2 separate regions of the Homo sapiens genome follow, and region 1 is linked to region 2. Evidence: read pairs that join two places in POLR2A ChIA-PET (ENCODE). Cell type or tissue: K562. All regions are shown on one strand. Each heading gives the region's core, and the rest is flanking DNA. Links, peaks and the distances in the headings are about the cores only. Region 1 has its middle 8.8 kb from the start of TRC-GCA9-2. Region 2 overlaps ZNF212 (zinc finger protein 212).

What was found. ChIA-PET counts read pairs that join two places held together with the same protein. Peaks named below come from ENCODE experiments on the same cell type or tissue, not always from the same donor. Only the 100,000 strongest peaks of a DNase experiment are listed, where the experiment ranks them.
Region 1: POLR2A ChIA-PET joins it to region 2 with 5 read pairs; 3 of 35 experiments call an interaction of 5 or more read pairs at or near these places.

What each region holds. Positions count from the first base shown.
Region 1 is chr7:149,320,177-149,324,576 of GRCh38, forward strand. No RefSeq gene overlaps it. Among named protein-coding and RNA genes, the nearest start is that of TRC-GCA9-2, 8.8 kb to the right of the region's middle. RefSeq lists a silencer at 1,465-1,682 and an enhancer at 2,032-2,211. In K562, for the core only: no CTCF peak of the experiment used is centred there; DNase peaks (open chromatin) are centred at 354 and 2,174; H3K4me3 peaks cover 1,190 bases.
Region 2 is chr7:149,245,181-149,249,580 of GRCh38, forward strand. The region is part of intron 1 of ZNF212 (zinc finger protein 212); the gene reads left to right. Among named protein-coding and RNA genes, the nearest start is that of ZNF212, 7.7 kb to the left of the region's middle. In K562, for the core only: no CTCF peak of the experiment used is centred there; no DNase peak of the experiment used is centred there.

The DNA.
Region 1 (4,400 bases), core at 103-4,102, 75 kb after region 2:
AAGAACTTTGCATCTGTCCTGGGATGACAGAAGACTTTGTTTTTCTGGCAAACCATTTCTGGTATAAGAACAATGTCCTTCTGGTTTCAGTACTCTGGTTTCTACAGAATTTATCTTCTGTCTGGTTCTCCATGCCTGGTTTAATATTTTGTTTGGTCTGTGCATTAGTCTGTTCTTGCATTGCTATAAAGAAATACCTGCGACTGGATAATTTATAAAGAAAAGAGGTTTGATTGGCTCACAGTTCTTCAAGCTGTACAGGAAGCATGATGCTAGCACTGCTTGGCTTCTGGGGAGGCCTCAGGGAACTTTCAACAATGGCCGAAGGTGAAGGGGAAGGAGGCACTTCTGTGGCTGGAGCAGGAGCAAGCGGGGCGGGGGAGGTGCTACACATTTTTTTTTTCCAGTTTCCAAATGGTTATTTTATCAGATTGTTTGAACATTTAATTTATCCTGTTTGCAATCCAAAGTAGTTATCTGAAGTTTGCTGTTTTGTGTGTATGTGTGTGTTTACTTTTATTGTATATTTTTCTAAACTCTTTGGCGTAATTTTCTGGGGGCGTTCAGACTGCCAAAATACAAGTCAGGAGAGGGCGTTTTCTTTGTGCTGCCAATTCTGATCATTTAAATTTTGGTTTGGTTTGTGACTTTTTTGTTTTTGAAGTCTGCGCTATTTGTAACAATTGTACTTACATTTTTCTATATTCTCTAACGCCAGAGTTTTCTTTTTCTCCCCCCTCCCCCTCACTTCTACATTCACAGTTGAACCATAGTATTAGGAAAGGCGCCTTACTGAAAAGATCAGGATAGGAGCTCTGACCATTCGTCAGTGTTTCCCTAGAGTAAAAAAAAAAAAAAAACAAAACAAAACGAAAAAAACAAAACCTAAAGAGCGTCTTTCCTCTGTGTTTTTTTTTTTTTGTTTTTTTTTACATCTCTTGTGCTGCACCAGTAGACAGAACTTGGGTTCGTTTTATGAAATGCAACATCTAACCCCTTGTTTTCTGGGAAAAAGAAACTGTAATGACTTGAACTTGAGAATGTGGATACCGCCTCACTCACACACACTCATTCTCAGACTGTAAAAAATCCCTCACCCTCCTTCTAGCCGGCAAGCATACAGTACCGTGTGGCAAAGGTACAGAGAAGGTGGGCTTGAGACCCAGGCTCCATCTTTCTCCTCAGTAGCAAAGGCCAGGCTGCCTTTTACAACAAAGCACCACAGCTGAACCCAGTCCCTCCTCCTCCCCGAAACCAGGCATTCCACTCGGCACCGGCCAAAAGACAGAAAAACTACTTCTAGCCTCTCCTGGGAAGAGATAGCTTTTCTTTTTTCTTTTCTTTTCTCTTTTCTTTCGCTCTTTCTCTCTTTCTTTCTTTCTTTTTCTTTCTTTCTTCTTTTTTTATAAGTAACTCCATTGTTTTTCTCTTTTCCAAGATAGCCAATGTTATGGTTTTCTACGAAGTCAGTGCTTACTTAGCTCACTGACAGTGCTGCTGTTGGCGGCGGCGGCTGCGGCTGCTGCTGTGGCAGGATTTTCAATGTGGTGTGTTTTCAAGCCTCACTCACTCATCCTCTCATTCCCAAACATTCAGCATCCATGCACACTCCTCACTTCCAGGTTTTTCAAAAGATTGGAGATTTCCAGTGGGGGTCCTCAGGTTATCATCCCAGTGGTAACAGATCAAGCTTGGTCCTTCAGTTTCTTGAATTCTTTTGTTGCCCGTGTAGCAAGGGTTTTTGCTTTGTTCGTCTTCGATCTCCGCCGTTCAGTTAACAATTCATGGATCAGTGGCCTAGCTTCTACTAGTTTCAGTACATCCTTCCCAAATGCTGTATATAAGTCCCCTATTAGTCCAGCAGCACAAGCTACTACTCCGTCTGTATGATCCTCATCTCCAGCAATGTGGTCAATGCAAAGTTCTCAAGAGAACTCACTCACTCACTATCATGAGGACAGCACCGAGGGGATGGTGCTGAACCATTCATGAGAAACCGCCCCCATGATCCAGTCGCCTCCCACTAGGCCCCTCTCCAACACTGGGGATTACAATTTGACATGAGATTTGAGTGGGGACACAGATCCAAACCGTATCTGTCTGCATACTTGGCTTAAAATTTTTATGAACACTCTTACTTTTGGTTTCATTTTGGTCAGGTCACATGTATCTGTAAGTGATTTGGCTCTTTTCTCCCTTGTTTCTGAACATGTTCTGAGAGGAAAAAAAAAAAAACATTCTAAATGGTGGGCATAAGATGACCAATTAAAAGCTACTAGGTGGTCACTGCTATCTGTCATGCCAGTTCAAATTACTCACATTCTTTGACAGGATTTCTAGGATTTTTTTTTTGCCCTTGAGAGATAAACAAGAAGTGGAACGCGATTATCAAATTCTAAAGGCATACCACTAAAACCTTCCTTTGGGATTCCAGTCAGCTGTATCATAGTTGATTCTCATGTACATTTTAAAACTGATGGGCAAATTACACCAAGAAAAATGTAGAGCACAAATGGTCATTATTCACAGGCTCTAAGAAAACTGCAGCCAACTATAGGGTTAACATGTAGATTCTTCCAAGTTCTCTGTCTACTTTTTTCTGCTTATTTTGACTCTGATGACTTTTCTCCTGGCATTAGGATGAATTCACTGGTTATGGCATTCCAGCCTCTCTCTCTCTCTATTTAAATATATATATTATGTATATTTGATAAATATATTTAACATAATATATATTAAATATATATACAATATTAAATATATATAATATATATATTAAATATATATACAATATTATATATTATATATATTAAATATATATACTTAAATAAAGATAGGGTCTCACTCTGTCACCTAGGCTAGAGTACAATGGCATGATCATAGCTCACTGCAGCCTCCAACTCCTGGGATCAAGTGATCTTCTTGCCTCAGCCTCTTGAGTAGCTAGGACCACATTTGAGTACAATCACACCCAGCTAATTTTGTTATTTTTTTGTAGAGACAGGGGCCTCACTATGTTACCCAGGATGGTCTTGGACTCCTGACCTCAAGCCCTCCTCCTGCCTCAGCCTCCCACAGCTGGGATTATAGGCATGAGCCACCATGTCCTGCCCCTAGCCAAGATTATTTAAAAAGGAGTCTTAAAGGGCTTTCAAATCAATAGCTTTACAAATTACAATAGCTCCATGACAACTAACAACCTAGACACCTTTTGGAAATGAAAATTCAGGTTTGCCCAACTAACAACTACTCAAGGTGATGGAAAAATTAAAGGATTGACATTCTAAAAGAAAAGAACTAAATAAATATTTATAAAAGTTAGGCTACCAGATCAAACAAGTCAAAACCTTGAGCTCAGAGTAATAATATAAGGAAGGTATCTCCACCCAGCATAAAAATTGCTTTACCGGCCAGGCACGGTGGCTCACGCCTGTAATCCCAGCACTTTGGGAGGCCGAGGTGGGCGGATCACGAGGTCAGGAGATCAAGACCATCCTGGCTAACACGGTGAAACCCGTCTCTACTAAAAATACAAAAAAAAGTTATCCAGGCGTGGTGGCGGGCGCCTGTAGTCCCAGCTGCTCAGGAGGCTGAGGCAGGAGAATGGTGTGAACCCGGGAGGCAGAGCTTGCAGTGAGCCAAGATAGTGCCACTGCAGTCCGGCCTGGGCAAAAGAGCAAGACTCTGTCTCAAAAAAAAAAAAAAAAATTGCTTTACCACATAGGGGCAAAGCAATTAAATGAGCACTCACAGAAAATATATAATAATTAACCCAAATACCTTTTAGTTTATGTGACTTACATAAATCTTTGATAAATAAGCTAGTTTTAATTTGTTGATAAAAATAGAAAGGCCTTTAAAATGGTCAGCATATACTTTTGCCTGGGTTTGCTGGCCAGATAAGATTATTTTATTTTATTATTATTTTTTGAGACAGTGTCTTATTCTGTCATCCAGGCTGGAGTGCAGTGGCATGATCCTTGGCTCATGGCAACCTCTGCTTCCCAGGTTCAAACGGTTCTCCTGCCTCAGCGTCCTGAGTAGCTGGGATTACAAGTGTCTGCCACCATACCCAGCTAATTTTTGTATTTTTAGTAGAGACAGGGTTTTGTCATGTTGGCCAGGCTGGTCTCGAGCTCCTGACCTCAGGTGATCCACCTGCCTCAGCCTCCCAAAGTGCTGGAATTACAGGCATGAGCCACTGTGCCTGGCCTGGCCAAATGGGATTATATTTGCCTCTGCTAAATGGTTTAAGGTCATAAAACTAGAAGCCCTGCCCCCAAACAGACTAATCTTTTTTTTTGTAACTCTTTGATAAATAAGACTAATTTAACATTGTTGATTTAGTAAAAACAGTTGTATCTTCTGAGGTATTGGCAAAATATCCACATATGTAAAGT
Region 2 (4,400 bases), core at 148-4,147:
CCTACTAAAAATACAGAAAAATTAACCAGGAGTGGTGGCACACACCTGTAATCCCAGCTACTTGGGAGGCTGAGGCAGGAGAATCACTTGAACCTGAGACAGAGGTTGCAGTAAGCTGAGATCATGCCACTGCACTCCAGCCTGCAGCCTGGGCGACAGAGCGAGAGACTCCATCTCAGAAAAAAAAAAAAAAAAAGGATTTGCATACTATGTTTATGAATTGAAATTCATCCTAAATGTGTCACTTTTCTGTTGGGTGGGGTGACTCATGCCTGTAATACCAGGACGTATAATCGTGCCACTGCCCTCCAGCCTGGGTGACAGAGTGAGACCGTGTCTTTATTTATTTGAGACAGAATCTCTCTCTGTCACTGGAGGGAAGTGGTGTGATCATGGCTTCCTGCAGCCTCAATCCCCTGGGCTCAAGTGATCTTCCCACCTCAGCTTCCTGAGTGGCTGGAACTATAGGCACCTGTCATCATGCCTGGCTAATTTTATTGTCTTTTTGTAGAGATGGGATTTCACCATCTTGCCCTGGCTGTTCTTGAACTCCTGGGCTCAAGCTGTCCTCCCGCCTCAAGCCTCCCGAAGTGCTGGGATTACAGACTCGAGCCACTGTGCCCAGCCATAGATTCCCCAAGTGGGATTGCTAGGTAAAAGGGTTTTTAATGACTTGAAATTTTTCTTCCCCTAAGAGTGTGTAGTATTTTTCATTCCTTCCAGGAGTGTTATGAGAGTCAGTTTACCACATTATAGTCAGCTCTGAATGTTATTCTTTGTGTCTGTTTCATGTTTGTCAGTCTGATGGGTGAACGTGCTTTCACTTAGTTATATTTGGATTCCTGATTGTAAGGTGGTTGTGTTTTCATTTGTTTATTGACTGCCTGCATTTCCGCTTCCATGAATGATTTACAATCTGCAGTTTTATTTTGGGGTTCTTGACCTTTTTCCACTTCATATTCTGTTTACAAATATTCTCTCCTTGTTTTTAGACTTTGTTTATGTTATCTTTTATTACAGCTAGCATTTTCTCCTACTTTGACATTCTAAGACGTGTTTATTGAGATACCATTTACATACAGTAAAATTTACTCTTTAGGCAGATAGTTCAACAAATTTTGACAAATGTGTAGCCAGCATATTACCAAGATAGAGAATATTTCCATCATCCAAGAAAGTTCCCTCATATCCCTTTATAATCAGTCTTTTTTTTTTTTTTTGAGACGGAGTCTTATTCTGTTGCCCAGGCTGGAGTGCAGTGACGTGATCTCAGCTCACTGCAGGCTCCGCCTGCTGGGTTCACACCATTCTCTCGCCTCAACCTCCCAAGTAGCTGGGACTACAGGCACCTGCCACCACACCTGGCTAATTTTGTTTTTGTATTTTTAGTAGAGATGGGGTTTCACCATGTTAGCCAGGATGGTCTTGATCTCCTGACCTCATGATCAATCCGCCCTCCTCGGCCTCCCAAAGTGCTGGGGTTATAGGTGTGAGCCACTGTGCCTGGCCTATAATCAATATTTTTCTCCTATCCCTAGCCCTTGGCAACCACTGATCTGATTTCTGTCCCTATAGTTTGCTTTTTTCCAAACATGTAAATGAAACACAAATGTAGCCTTTTGTGTCTGAATTCTTTTTTTTTTTTTTTTTTTTTGGAGTTTTGCTCTTGTTGCCCAGGCTGGAGTACAATGGTGTGATCTCGGTTCACCGCAACCTCCGCCTCTCAGGTTTAAGTGATTCTCCTGCCTCAGCCTCCCGAGTAGCTGGTATTACAGGCATGCGCCACCATGCCCGGCTCATTTTGTATTTTTAGTAGAGATGGGGTTTCTCCATGTTGGTCAGGCTGGTCTCGAACTCCCAACCTCAGGTGATCCGCCCGCCTCGGCCTCCCAAAGTGCTGGGATTTTAGGTGTGAGCCACCATGCCCGGCCCTTCTTTTTTTTTTTTTTAAGTGGTCTTACTTTGTCACTCAGGCTGGAGTGCAGTAGTGTGATCATGGTTCACTGCAACCTTGAACTCCAGGGCTCAAGTGATCCTCCCATCCTCAGCCTCCCAAGTAGCTGGGACTATAGGCACATGCCACCACGTCTGGCTCATTTTAAAAAAATTGTGGAGGTGGGGGTCTTGCTTTGTTGCCCAGGCTGATCTTGAACTCCTGGGCTCAAGTGATCCATCTTAGCCTCCCAAAGTGTTGGGATTATAGGTATGAGCCACCGTGCCTGACCTTTGTCTGATTCCCGTCACTTAGCATGTTGTTAAACATGTCAGTGATTTTGGTTCCTTTTTATTACATAGTAGTAGACTTAGTAGTCGAAGTAGTAGTCTACTACTAAGTAGCAGGCTTAGTAGTCTTCTAAGCTATATAGGAAAAATACACTAAATATATAATACGGTATATAATGAAGTGTCTTATATAGTGTGTCTGTTTCCTAGGGCTGGTGTAACAAACTGGGAAGCTTAAATAACAGAAATTCTGTCTCACAGTTCTGGAGGTTAGGAGTCTGAAATCAAGATGTTTGCAGGGTTGGTTCCTTATGAGTTTTGTGTTTCTCTCCTAGCTTCTGGTGGTCCCATGTGTTTTCTTGGTTTGTGGCAGCATAAGTCCAGTCTCTGCCTTAATCTTGACATGGCCCATTATGTATTGGTGTAACAGAATACATGAGGCTGGGTAATTCATGAAGAAAAGAGGTTTAGTTGGCTCACAATTCTGGTGGCTGGAAAGTTCAAGATTGGGCAGCTGTGTCTAGTGAGGGCTTCAAGCTGCTTAAACTCATGGCAGAAAATGGAAGGGCAGCAGGTGTGTGTAGAGATCACATGGTGACAGAGGAGGCAAGAGAGAGACCAAAGAAGTCAGACTGTTTCACAACCCACTGTAGTGGGAACTAATCCATTCCTGCCAATGACAGCTCACCCCTGTGGGAGCGCATTAATTTATTTATGAGGGATATGCCCTCATGACCCAAACACCTCCCACGAGACTTCACCTCCCGACACTGCCACATTGGAAATACAATTTCAACATGGGTTTTGGTGAGGACAAACCATAGTAGACATCTTCTCCCTGTGTGTGTGTGTGTCTGCGTCTAAAGGTCCTCTGTTTTAAGGACATCAGTCATTGGATTAAGGCCCATCCTAATGACCTCATTTTAACCTGATTACCCTTGGAAGTACCTTATTTCCAAGTAAGATCACATCCTGAGGTACTGAGGATTAGGGTTTTACTGTATTATTTTGAGGAGACACAATTCAACCCATAACACTGGATGGATCACAATTTTTTCATCCATTGACTGGTTCGTGAACATTTGAATTGTTCCCATCATGCTAGATAATTCAAAACAGAAGACAAGAAGAAACTAGCTTAATCATTCTTTTCAACCTCTTACTATGTGGAAGAGGAGGGGGCTTATTCCTTTGCACAGATTCTCACCTACATTCCTGTCTAGAAAAAGTGCTACTGAGCACAGAATGCTGGGCCACAGAAAGAGGAGACTCACAGACTTAAAGTAGAAGCAAAACAAACATGATGGCATGCATATATCCAGTTTAATATTTTGTTTTGTTTCGCTTGTATTTGTCTTTTACATTGAACTTTTCTTTTAATCTCTTGCAGGAGGATGTATTTAAGCTTTTGTCTCATGTGTTCCATGATGAATTAACTGACTTGAGTAACTAGAGTAGGTCATGGCCAAACTTAAATGTTCAGTTCTGCACCAGTCAGTTTCCTTTTGTCCCATGTTCTCTGGACCACAACCCTTGGCCCCAGCAGTTCTTTCCGAGATATTTCCTCTAGTGTCTCGGTCTTGGTGGCCTCACTGTGGTTAGAGAAGCAGCCTTGAATAAAGTGTGTGCTTTATTCAAATAAAGTGAAGTTTGCAGAGGGGGTTAGGACTGAAGTGAACGTGCAGGGAGACAGTAGGGGGACAGCTTGGGGAAGACTTCCCCAGTGTTGGTTTCAGTAATTTTAGCTTCTATGACAGTGATTTTCCTACTGTCAGAGACAGCTCATTAAAGTGAAAATTATAAGGAAAATGTCAGTAGACTTAGTCACATCATTTCAGTAAATATTTTTTAAGGATTTATTCACCATCCCAGCTGCTAGAGTGCAAAGATGAATGAATTAGGTCTTGTAGGTCCTGCTAAGGAATTTTGTCTTTATTGTGGGGAGCCATTGAAAGTTTTCAAACGGGTGACATGATCAACTATGAAGTCTGGCAGGGATGTGGAAGCAAGATAAGATGTAAGTGACATCTTTTATCATATAGTCCAAAACATTAAATAAAAATAGGTTTAAAAATGAACACTGATACAGGAGTCTCAGAGAATATGCTAAGCATAAAGCATAGGTAACAGAACATACACGCTATAATTTCACTTTTGTTGAAAAAAAATAAACTAAA